2 separate regions of the Homo sapiens genome follow, and region 2 is linked to region 1. Evidence: chromatin contacts called from ENCODE Hi-C or POLR2A ChIA-PET data. All regions are on one chromosome and are shown on one strand. The core of a region is the stretch at or near the end of the contact, and the rest is flanking DNA. Distances in the headings are between cores, read along the strand shown. Region 1 holds the start of ZNF491 (zinc finger protein 491). Region 2 holds the start of RAD23A (RAD23 nucleotide excision repair protein A).

Region 1 (5,656 bases), core at 1,285-3,784:
TCTCAGGCTCCACAGTGCTATGATTACAGGCATGAGCCACCACATCTGGCCTATTTGGTACAATTTTGGTATAAATCTGTCTGGCCCAGAGCTTTCATTTTTGGGAATTTTTTTATTGCTGATTCAATATTGCTACTTATTATTGGTCTATTCAGGATATCTGTTTCTTCTTGGTTCAATCCTGGGAGGTTATACGTTTCAAAAAAACCTATAGGTTTTCTAGGTTGTGAGCATATAGTTGTTCATAGTAGTCTCTGATGGTATTTCTGTGGTATTGGTGTAATGTCTTCTTTTTCAATTCTGGTTTTGTTCATTTGAATCTTCTTTTTTTTCTTGGTTAGTCTAGCCAGCAGTTTATTACTTTTGTTGATATTTTCAAAGAACCAACTTTTTGTTTCGTTTATCATTTGTGTTGTTTTTTAGTCTTGATTTTGTTTAATTCTGCTCTGATCTTTGTTATTTCTTTTCTGCCAACTTTGGATTTGTTTTGTTCTTGTTTTCCTAGTTCCATGGGGTACCATGTTAGGTTGTTAATTTGTTACTTTTTTGACAGAGGCATATAATTCTATAAACTTCCCTCTTAGCATGACTTTTCCTATATCCCAGAGGTTTTGATATGTTGTGTTGCCATTTTTGTTCATTTCAAACAAAATTTTTATTTTCTGTTTTTATTTCTTCTTTGACTCAGAGATCATTCAGGAGCACATTGTTTAATTTCCATGTATTTATACAGTTTTCAAAGTTCCTCTTGGTATTGATTTTTAGTTTTATTCAGCAGTCTGAGAAGATGCTTGAAATGATTTTGACTTTAAAATTTGTCGAGACTAGTTTTGTGGCCTAACATATGGTCTACCTTGGAGAATGTTTCACGTACTGATGAGAAGAATGTATATTCTGCAGTTGTTGGGTTCTGTAAACGTCTGTTAGCTCCATTTGGTCCAAAGTCCAACTTAAGTCCAATTTTTTTGTTGATTGTCTGTCTTGATGATATATCTACTACTGTGTGTGAGGTGCTGAAGTCCCATACTATTATTGTATTGCTATCTATATCTTTCTTTAGGTCTAGAAATATTTGCTTTATTAATTTGGCCTCTCCAATGTTGGATGCATATATATTTAGTATTACTATATTATCTTGCTGAATTGATTCTGTTATCAGTATCTCATGATCTTCTTTGTCTTTTTGTACTGTTTTTTATTTAAAGTCTATTTTATCTGATACAACTATCACAACTCTTGCTGAAGCACAGTGGCGAGATCATAGGTCACTGAAGCTTCAAACTCCTGGGCTCAAGATCTTCCCACCTCAGCCTCCCGAGTAGCTGGGACTACAGGTTCAGGACACCACGCACTGCTAATTTTTAAATTTTTAGTACAGACGAGGTGTGGCTCCGTTTTCCAGGATGATGAACTCCTGGGTTCAAGCAGTCCTCCCGCTTCAGCCTCCAAAAGGGTTGGGATTATAGGCGTGAGCCCCCGCACCCTGCCTGCAAGTCTTTTAATTCACTTCAATTATCTTAGAATTTTCCTTCCCCACTTTATACATACGTACAGTGGAACTGAGGGTGTTTGTCTCAGGTAACCGATCAATGAAGTGAATAACCTGTAGGGGGCAGCAGAGCCTAAGGCCAGTGACACCCTGCTGAGGCCAGTCTGGAGCCGGCAAAGGGAGGGAAAGGGAGCTCCCCTGGGTGTTTCCCGGGCAGCCTGCCCTCTACTGCAGGTGGCCTCCAGCTGCTCAGAACAGCTGCGGAAGGAATGTGGATCCTGAGAAGCTACAGAGCCCTGGAAAGCAGGAGACTCACGTGCAGGTGCACTTTGTGTAGGGGGGTTGGGGGGAGGTTCTGTCCTTACTGGGGCTGTACCTAGAGCCTAGGGACGTTTTGCGGGGGCAGTGTTTGGTTTTTACGTGCAAAGGGTCCCGGCGACAGACTGTAATTTGTACATACAAAGATAATCTGTGAAGATCAGGCTCAGTAAGATTTGTCTGACATGTCACCTGGAGAAAGGGTTTGTGAAGGTAATAGTTTACTTAGGTTAGAAGCTTAAACTGACCCCAGGTGAGAACTTCTGCTGGTGAAAATGAAGTCTAGGGGGAGGAAGCGGTTCCATATTCAGGGGTGGGACGGGGGGAGTGTGAGGAAGTCTCATCCCCAATTCCCGCCCTGTAGAGGACACCTGCCTCTCCCTCCTGGTGCAGTCTTGCCTGGCCTGGCCTGGCCTGGATTTCCTTCCTGCTATGAGGCAAAGGAATGACTCCATTGAACACCGAGTCTGGAATTCCCAGCACACATTTCTGAAAGATCGAGGAAGCTAACAGTGCCCCTTCTAACAATAAGTAGCAAGTTTGGCTGAAATGCAGATAGCCAACGACCAGGGCGCAGGGAGTGAGCTTAGCCTTAGAAAGGCTGTAGCTAGGATTAATCAGCCGGGCTCTGCAGGGCTCCGTTACCCAGGGCTTACCCTGTCACTCAGGGCTGAGGGGCGGAGCCTGGAACCCCATCCAATCAGGGGCCCTGGGACGGGGCCCTGCCAACTGTCAATCCGGGGAAGCAGAAGGCCGCACTCAGAGTCTCTGCACTCCTTTGTTGCTGGGGTCCGTTGCGTTCTGCATCCAGTCCTTGCTGCTCCGAGAGGCCCCAGGTGCCTCCGCCACGGCTCCTGTGACGCTGTCACCTGCGCTGTGACCTGCTCCGGAGTCATAAAGAGGACGCCGGGACACCAAGAAGCAGGGAAATGGTAAAGTGCCCGGCCTAGCGTCCAGATACGTGGAAGAGGGGCTGGGTGGAACCAACAGGATCCTGCTGTGGCGGGACCCAGGCCTCCGCTCGGGCGACCCCGGCGATTGGGACCCGCGTCCCCCATGGCGTGGCTTGGCCCTCGGTCCGCTCGGCCGCCAGGTGGGGCTGGGCCCGCAGCTGGGACCCCGGGCGTCCTGTCCCGTCCCTACGCGGCGACTGCGGCCCCGGCCCCGGAGTCCTCTCTGGGCAGCTCCGCGCCCGCAGCCCGGCGTCTTCCCAGATTGTGCGGGGGCCACGGGAGGGTCATGGGGGGTCGGATGTGTCCCGCCTTTCTTCTGCTAAAAATTAAACTGAGGCTCTGTTAACAGTTAAAGAGTTTGTTGGAGCAACAGCGATTCCGAGTGAGAAACACCCGGTCATGGCTTGTGATTGAAGAAAAGGCTTTTATAAGTTGCATGAGGAGGCAAACAGGATTAAATACTTGATTAGTTACAGTGATGCTGTCGCCGTATGTGGACTTGTCAACCTGAAATAAAAGAATCAGATTCCAGTTTTTTAAAGTTTACTCAAGCAAGAAGCTGGGAATGGCCCATTTGGGAAAACACAGGATCCACGGAAATGGGCTCAGTGTTTCAAATTTAAAAGTTTAAGTTCTTGCTTATATAGGCAAGAAATTTAACAGGATTACAACGTTTTTTATACAAGGCTAGTTTGTGAGGCACAACAATTTAATCAGAGTTTGGCCCGCCCCCCTCCCCCCGCCCCCATAGAGCTTTTTTTTTTTTTTCTTTACATTTGGGTTTCATTTCCTTTCCAATTTAAAAGAGTATATTTAACATTCCAGCGTAAGGCAAGGTGATGCCAGCGTGGACAACATGGCGAGACCCCGTCTGTACAAAATATTTTAAAAAATTAGTCGGGTATGGCCGGGCGCGGTGGCTCACGTCTACAATCCCAGCACTTTGGGAGGCCGAGGCGGGCGGATGACGAGGTCAGGAATTCGAGACCATCCTGGCCAACATGGTGAAACCCCGACTCTACCAAAAATACAAAAATTAGCTGGGCGTGGTGGCACGTGCCTGTAATCCGGCTACTCGGGAGGCTGAGGCAAGACAATCGCTTGAACGCAGGAGGCGGAGGTTGCGTGAGCCGAGATGGTGCCACTGCACTCCAGCCTGGCGACAGAGCGAGACTCTGTTAAAAAAAAAAAAAATTAGTCAGGTATGATGGCCGCTTCTGTAGTTAGTCTGGAGGCTGAGGCAGGAGAATTGCTTGAGCCCAGGAGGTGAAGGCTGCATCAACGACAGTATTGAATTTACAGCTAATAGGCAAGGTGAGGGAGAGGATGGAAGTTGGTTTAGTGTCAAGAATTAGGGAAGAGATTGTCAAACGTAGGGAAAAGGGACTTGATTGGATATCAGGTTTGGGGGAATTTTCTCTAAACTCCCTTAGAAGGGTTTTTGCTACCACAGGGCTCTGCAGGAAAAGGCCAAAGTCTACTCAAGAAGAGGGGGGCTCTGAGGAGCCTGACTAGTTTGATCAAAGAGGGAGTTTTTGGGACCCCTCTCCCAGCCTAGTTCTTCCCAGGTATGACAGTAAATCCCTAAATTTCTGGTTTTCTCCTCACATTCAAAAACACCAACTTCCCCTCGCCAATTGACATCCTTATCAATTATGTGTTTCCCATGCTACATTTGAAACAGCTGCCATATTTTATCATTTTTCCACAGACAAATGAATAGCACTATTTAAAAATGTTATCAACACCTCTGAAAATAAGGAAAACTTTTTTTTTTTTTTTTTTTTTGAGACAGTCTCACTGTGTCTGTTGCCCAGGCTGGAGTGCAATGGTGCTATCTTGGCTCACTGCAACCTCGGCCTCCTGGGTTCAAGCGATTCCCCTGCCTCAGCCTCCCAAGTAGCTGGGATTACAGGCATGTGCCGACATGCCCGGCAGATTTTTGTATTTTTAGTAGAGACACGGGAAAGAAAACATTTTTTAAAAATTTTAGTCCAGGCACAGTGACTCACTCCTGTAATCCCAGCACTTTCAGAGGCCCAGGTGGGAGGATTGCTTGAGCCTAGGAGTTCAAGACCAGAGTGGGCAGGGCAACATAGCAAGATCTCATCTCTACTGAAAACAACCAAACAAAATAGCTGGGCATGGTGTCATATTCCTGTAGTCTCAGCTACTATACTCGGGAGACTAAGGCGGGAGGATCGCTTGAGCCCCGAAGATCCAAGGCTGCAGTGAGCCTTGAGGGCACCACTGCACTCCAGCCTGGGAGACAGGGTGAAAATTTTCCTCAAAAAAACAAAAACTTTAGGGCTTGGCATGCTGGCTTACACCTGTAATCCCAGCACTTTGGCAGGCCGAGGTGGGAGGATCACTTGAGTCCAGAAGTTTAAGACCAGCTCAGCAACATAGAGAGACCCCGTCTCTATTAAATAAATAAATAAAATTTTAAAAAGAAAAAAATTATATTTTGTTTATGAATATTTTTTATGAGAGGAAACTATTCAGTAACTACCCAAAATGACATTGGGTAAAACTCCATGGCTGATTCTTGACATTGATCATCTTTTCATGTGTTTGTTGGCCATTTGTGTATGTCTGGGAGAAATGTCATTAAAATCCATTGCTTGGCTGGATGTGGTGGCTCATGCCTATAATCTCAGCACTTTGGGAGGCTGAGGCGGGTGGATCATGAGGTCAGGAGTTCAAGACCAGCCTGGCCAACATAGTGAAACCCTGTCTTTACTAAAAATACAAAAATTAGCTGGGCATGGTGGTGCATGCCTATAGTCCCAGCTACTCAGGAGGCTGAGGCAGGAGAATTGCTTGAACCTGGGAGGCGGAGGTTGCAGTGAACCAAGATCGCGCCATTGCCCATATTTTAGTCAATTAGTTTTCC
Region 2 (5,656 bases), core at 1,785-4,284, 1.1 Mb after region 1:
CTCACCACAACCTCTGCATCCCAGATTCAAGCGATTCTCCTGCCTCGGCCTCCTGAGTAGCTGGGATTACAGGGATGCGCCATCACAGACCCCGGGCTAATTTTTTTTAGTAGAGACAGAGTTTCACTATGTTGCCCAGGTTGGTCTCGAACTCCTGGCCTCAAGTGATCCGTTCGCCATGACCTCCCAAAGTGCTGGGATTACAGGCATGAGCCCGTCCCGTCCCTGGCTGTCTCTCCATCTTTCCATCTTTTTTTTTTTTTTTTTTTTTTTTGGAGATGGAGTCTCACTCTGTCACCCAGGCTGGAGTGCAGTGGCACGATCTTGGCTCACTGCAAGCTCCGCCTCCTGGGTTCACATCATTCTCCTGTCTCAGCCTCCCAAATAGCTGGGACTACAGGCACTTGCCACCACGCCTGGCTGATTTTTTGTATTTTTAGTAGAGACGGGGTTTCACCGTGTTAGCCAGGGTGGTCTCGATCTCCTGACCTCGTGATCCGCCCACCTTGGCCTCTGGGCGAGGATTACAGGCGTGATCCACCTCACCTGGCCTCTCCATCTTTTTAACTGCAGTGTCAGCGGTGTTCCTTGTCTTCTCTGCAGATGCAGGCAGCAGAATATAGTGGTTATAGGAACACAGGTGGAAACCCTGTCCAAAGCAAGGGCTATCGGGTATCACCTCTGACCATCCTTCCCATTCATCCTCCAGGTCAAGTCTGGCACCATCTTTGACAACTTCCTCATCACCAACGATGAGGCATACGCTGAGGAGTTTGGCAACGAGACGTGGGGCGTAACAAAGGTGAGGCCTGGTCCTGGTCCTGATGTCGGGGGCGGGCAGGGCTGGCAGGGGGCAAGGCCCTGAGGTGTGTGCTCTGCCTGCAGGCAGCAGAGAAACAAATGAAGGACAAACAGGACGAGGAGCAGAGGCTTAAGGAGGAGGAAGAAGACAAGAAACGCAAAGAGGAGGAGGAGGCAGAGGACAAGGAGGATGATGAGGACAAAGATGAGGATGAGGAGGATGAGGAGGACAAGGAGGAAGATGAGGAGGAAGATGTCCCCGGCCAGGCCAAGGACGAGCTGTAGAGAGGCCTGCCTCCAGGGCTGGACTGAGGCCTGAGCGCTCCTGCCGCAGAGCTGGCCGCGCCAAATAATGTCTCTGTGAGACTCGAGAACTTTCATTTTTTTCCAGGCTGGTTCGGATTTGGGGTGGATTTTGGTTTTGTTCCCCTCCTCCACTCTCCCCCACCCCCTCCCCGCCCTTTTTTTTTTTTTTTTTTAAACTGGTATTTTATCTTTGATTCTCCTTCAGCCCTCACCCCTGGTTCTCATCTTTCTTGATCAACATCTTTTCTTGCCTCTGTCCCCTTCTCTCATCTCTTAGCTCCCCTCCAACCTGGGGGGCAGTGGTGTGGAGAAGCCACAGGCCTGAGATTTCATCTGCTCTCCTTCCTGGAGCCCAGAGGAGGGCAGCAGAAGGGGGTGGTGTCTCCAACCCCCCAGCACTGAGGAAGAACGGGGCTCTTCTCATTTCACCCCTCCCTTTCTCCCCTGCCCCCAGGACTGGGCCACTTCTGGGTGGGGCAGTGGGTCCCAGATTGGCTCACACTGAGAATGTAAGAACTACAAACAAAATTTCTATTAAATTAAATTTTGTGTCTCCCTCCTGTGTCTCCTTCTGGGGAAAGACAGACTTAAGGAAACCCAGCAGTGGTCTTTTTGGGGGGGGGGGGGGTTTCCAGTATATCTCCTTTTTCAGCTATTGCTAGAGAGGTTGCTGAGTGTTCCACAAGATTCCAGGGACCCTTATTTACCCCATAACCCTCAAAACCAACGGGGGAATGGCTGTTGCTGCTGTAAATACTCCACATACTAACTTACTGAATCCTTGAACCTAACTGGTAAGTTTTGGTTCTGCTTATTTATTTATTTTTAAGATAGACTCTCGCTCTGTTGTCCAGGCTGGCGTACAGTGGCTCAATCTGGTTCACCCTGCCCCTTAAACTGGCCTTTTTCATGCTTCTATTCCTTTGGGGTCCTGTGGCTCAGCCCAACCCCTCTGGGATGCCTCCAGGACTGGTAGATCCAAGGGAGAATTCTGTATTTAATGTAGTGAGGCTTTGAAAGTTAACATCTTTAAATACTTCTGGGGTCAGATTAGGTATAGTACAACAAAGTACTCCTGCCCGGAGACCCAAGAATGAAAATTGTAGGTTCATTCCAAAACTCCAGATCCCTAAAGAATGAATGAGGCTACAAAATGGCACCTTGCCCCCGCTTCCAACTTAAGGTTTTTTTTCTGTGCTTGGTGGCCTTTCAGGTATTTCTAGTTTTGAGTAACTTTCACTTTGACTGCTCTACAAGGGTTCCTGCCAGGATACCCAGACCAGAATAAAACTCATTTGGGGGCCGGGTACGGTGGTTCACGCCTGTAATCCCAGCACTTTGGGAGGCCGAGGCGGGTGGATCACCTGAGGTCAGGAGTTTTGAGACCAGCCTGGCCAACACGGTGAAACCCAATACAAAAAATTATCCGGGCGTGGTGGGGGGTGCCTGTAATCCCAGTTACTCGGGAGGCTGAGGCAGGAGAATTGCATGAACCCGGAAGGCGGAAGCTGCAGTGAGCCGAGATCGCGCCACTGCACTCCAGCCTGGGTGACAGAGACTGTTTGAAAGAAAAAATTCTCATTTGGAAGAGGCAAAATGAGGTTTTTACAGAAGAAATACAAATGTCTGTAACCAGTACAGGTACATAAAAACTTTGTTAAAAATTCATTTGAGCGTGAGAGTGGGGACACCAGAGTCACTTTGCAGCCCCGTGACGTCACCGATAACGGGCATGGCGTCACTCAGGAGACCACGTGTGCGGGCCGAGCAAGAAGCCCCGCCCACAGCGCGGAGTTTAGTCTGCGCGTGCCTCGCTCGAGAACGCGCTCGTGCGCATGCCCACAAAGGCCAAGGAGGGAGTGCGCAGGTCACGTGCGCCGGTGGTCAGCGCGCGCATTGCCTGCCCCGGAAGTGGTCGGCGCGCGGCGCGGCGCGCCTGGGCGCTAAGATGGCGGCGGCGTGAGTTGCATGTTGTGTGAGGATCCCGGGGCCGCCGCGTCGCTCGGGCCCCGCCATGGCCGTCACCATCACGCTCAAAACGCTGCAGCAGCAGACCTTCAAGATCCGCATGGAGCCTGACGAGACGGTGCGGGCCGGGCCGGAGCCCGGGGGCGGGAGCGACGGGTTTCGGGGGTGGGGTGGGGGCGGGGAGGCTAGAATCCCAACGGGAGGGGCAGGGAGGACGGCGCGGGTCGGCCCTGCCCAGACCCCCGACCTGCCCGACTTTCCTGGACCCCCCGATGGTCTTTGGCCCAGCCCCCAGCCGATCGGGCGGCGCTCCTGCGCCGGTCTCCGGGCGAGGCCCCACCCCCGGGGCGCTGGCCAGGCCCCGGCTCCAATGTCAGCGCTCTCGCGGGGCGCGGGAGTCACAAGCTCGGATTCCTGGGCAGGCCAAGCTCTCCAAGACTGGGCTCCACGTTCCCAGCTTTGCAGGCGTCTCCTTGGGACACTGGTGGTCGAATCTAGGAGTAATGACCAGGAGATACTGAGTAGTGACGACAACAACGATGTTAATGATAATAAACGGGTCTCAGTCTTTATAATTTTGGTGGTCCGTGTTTGTTGGCCGTTTACTTTTTATCAGTCACCGAGTGTTGTAGTGTTGTTTTACCGCTCTGCAAAACGGGCTTGTCATTGGGGACCTCTGATCATTTTACAGATGTGGAAACCTAGGGATTGAGGAACTTTGCCACAGTCACACACAAGTAATGGCAGAGCTGGGATTCAAATTCGGTTCTGCCTCGTGTGAGCGTCCACGATATAAATATTATGCTGCCTTTTTAGTCAAAAGTAGAATTAGGACCTAATTCAAACATACTGAATGTCTATTGGGTACTTGGCGCTTTTTGCATAGTGAGGGAGACATTGAAGTCCACTTTTTGTAGAAAAGGAAACACACATTTTTTGATCCGCTCAAGTGTTTGGCTTTGGGCAAGTTAACCTGCCTACCTGTCTGTGCCTCCGTTTTCTCAAATATCAAATGAACCGGTCGCCTGCTGGCTTCCGCCTGTAATCCCAGCACTTAGGGAGGCAGAGGGAAGAGGAGCCCTTGAGCCTAGGAATTCGAGATCATCCTGGCAACACAGTGAGACCCCGTTCTCTACAAAAAAAAGAAACAAAAATCAATAAATAAAATGAGACCAATTAAACGTATTTCATAGGAAACTTAAAAGGTATGACACATATACATTTACAGTAGCACTATTGGCCAGGCACGGTGGCTCATGCCTCTAATCCTGATGATTTGGGAGGCAGAGGCAGGAGGATTGCTTGAGGCCAGGAGTTTGAGACCAGCCAGTCTAACATAGGGAGACTCTTATCTACAAAAAAAAATTATTTTTAATTAGTCTGGAGTGGTGGTGTGTACCTTTAGTCCTAGCTACTCCCAAGGCTGGACAAGAGTACCAGTTGAGCCCAGGAGTTTGAGGCTGCAGTCAGCGATGATCGTGCCACATCAATCCAGCATGGGCGGCAGCGAGATCCTGCCTCTTAAAATTAAAAAATATCACTATTAACTATTAGTCACTTATTGTCCAAGGTAGAGTGTAGAGTGGGGGACTGTCCCCTTTATTCTGTTAATTATACTTTATACTACCCGAAATTACATTTTCTTCACATTAGTGTTCTCTCATTGAGAGCAGGGACTTACTTGTGTTGAGTTTGTTCTGTGCTGTGGCCTCTGTGTCTAAAACAGCACCTGGCACATAATGGGTGTTTAGTATAAGTAAATACTGTGTTGAATGGCATGATGATTGAATGAATTCAAATCTAGCATGCTTTAGATGCTGAGAAAGCTTAAAAAACCCAGCGTGCTTGCCTTTCTGCCATCAGGGCTGGCAGTTTCTCTGTCCTAAACTAGAAGGGAAAAGAGAATCTTGGGGTCTCCAGTGACTGTCTGTACCACTCCCTCTAGGTGAAGGTGCTAAAGGAGAAGATAGAAGCTGAGAAGGGTCGTGATGCCTTCCCCGTGGCTGGACAGAAACTCATCTATGCCGGCAAGATCTTGAGTGACGATGTCCCTATCAGGGACTATCGCATCGATGAGAAGAACTTTGTGGTCGTCATGGTGACCAAGGTGGGTGACGTGTGCTGGCTGGGAGGGTGGGTGGACGAGCTGGGGAGCTGGCAAAGAGCCTGTGTGCCCAGGAGAGATTAGCTGTGAACAGGGCGGGGCCACAGCGGAGCGGGTTGTTGGGTCTGATAGGGTTGCTGATGCCAGCTCCCTTTTTCTTGCTGTTGCAGACCAAAGCCGGCCAGGGTACCTCAGCACCCCCAGAGGCCTCACCCACAGCTGCCCCAGAGTCCTCTACATCCTTCCCGCCTGCCCCCACCTCAGGCATGTCCCATCCCCCACCTGCCGCCAGAGAGGACAAGAGCCCATCAGAGGAATCCGCCCCCACGACGTCCCCAGAGTCTGTGTCAGGGTAAGGCGGGGGCAGCAGTCCCAGCTTGGGCCCTGTCCTCCTAGCACATTCCAGCGTCCACATAAGTGGTCCCACACACCTGGAGGGAGGGCAAGCCGCCAGAAGCCAGGGTCCGATTTCTCTCT

Evidence for each region. A loop is a pair of places that touch in the nucleus more often than their neighbours do. ChIA-PET counts read pairs that join two places held with the same protein, here RNA polymerase II (POLR2A).
Region 2: a loop to region 1 is called in a map with no recorded cell type, with 8 times the contacts of the local background. The contact joins the promoter of RAD23A here to the promoter of ZNF491 in region 1. A Hi-C loop is called at or near these places in 1 of 37 single-sample maps with no recorded cell type. POLR2A ChIA-PET finds 5 or more read pairs at or near these places in 1 of 52 experiments (PC-9).

Annotation. Positions count from the first base shown.
Region 1 is chr19:11,795,989-11,801,644 of GRCh38, forward strand. ZNF491 (zinc finger protein 491) reads left to right here and starts at 2,535. Exons shown (of 3, transcript NM_152356.4): 1 at 2,535-2,739. RefSeq lists a silencer at 1,527-1,696 and enhancers at 1,790-2,301, 2,527-2,626, 2,637-2,796.
Region 2 is chr19:12,942,828-12,948,483 of GRCh38, forward strand. It overlaps RAD23A (RAD23 nucleotide excision repair protein A), which reads left to right and starts at 3,035. Exons shown (of 9, transcript NM_005053.4): 1 at 3,035-3,193; 2 at 5,021-5,182; 3 at 5,350-5,531. The coding sequence starts at 3,122. CALR (calreticulin) reads left to right here. Exons shown (of 9, transcript NM_004343.4): 8 at 710-802; 9 at 886-1,662. The coding sequence ends at 1,086. RefSeq lists enhancers at 2,813-3,505, 2,917-3,136, 4,452-5,651 and silencers at 3,197-3,276, 3,287-3,476, 3,497-3,556, 3,528-3,822.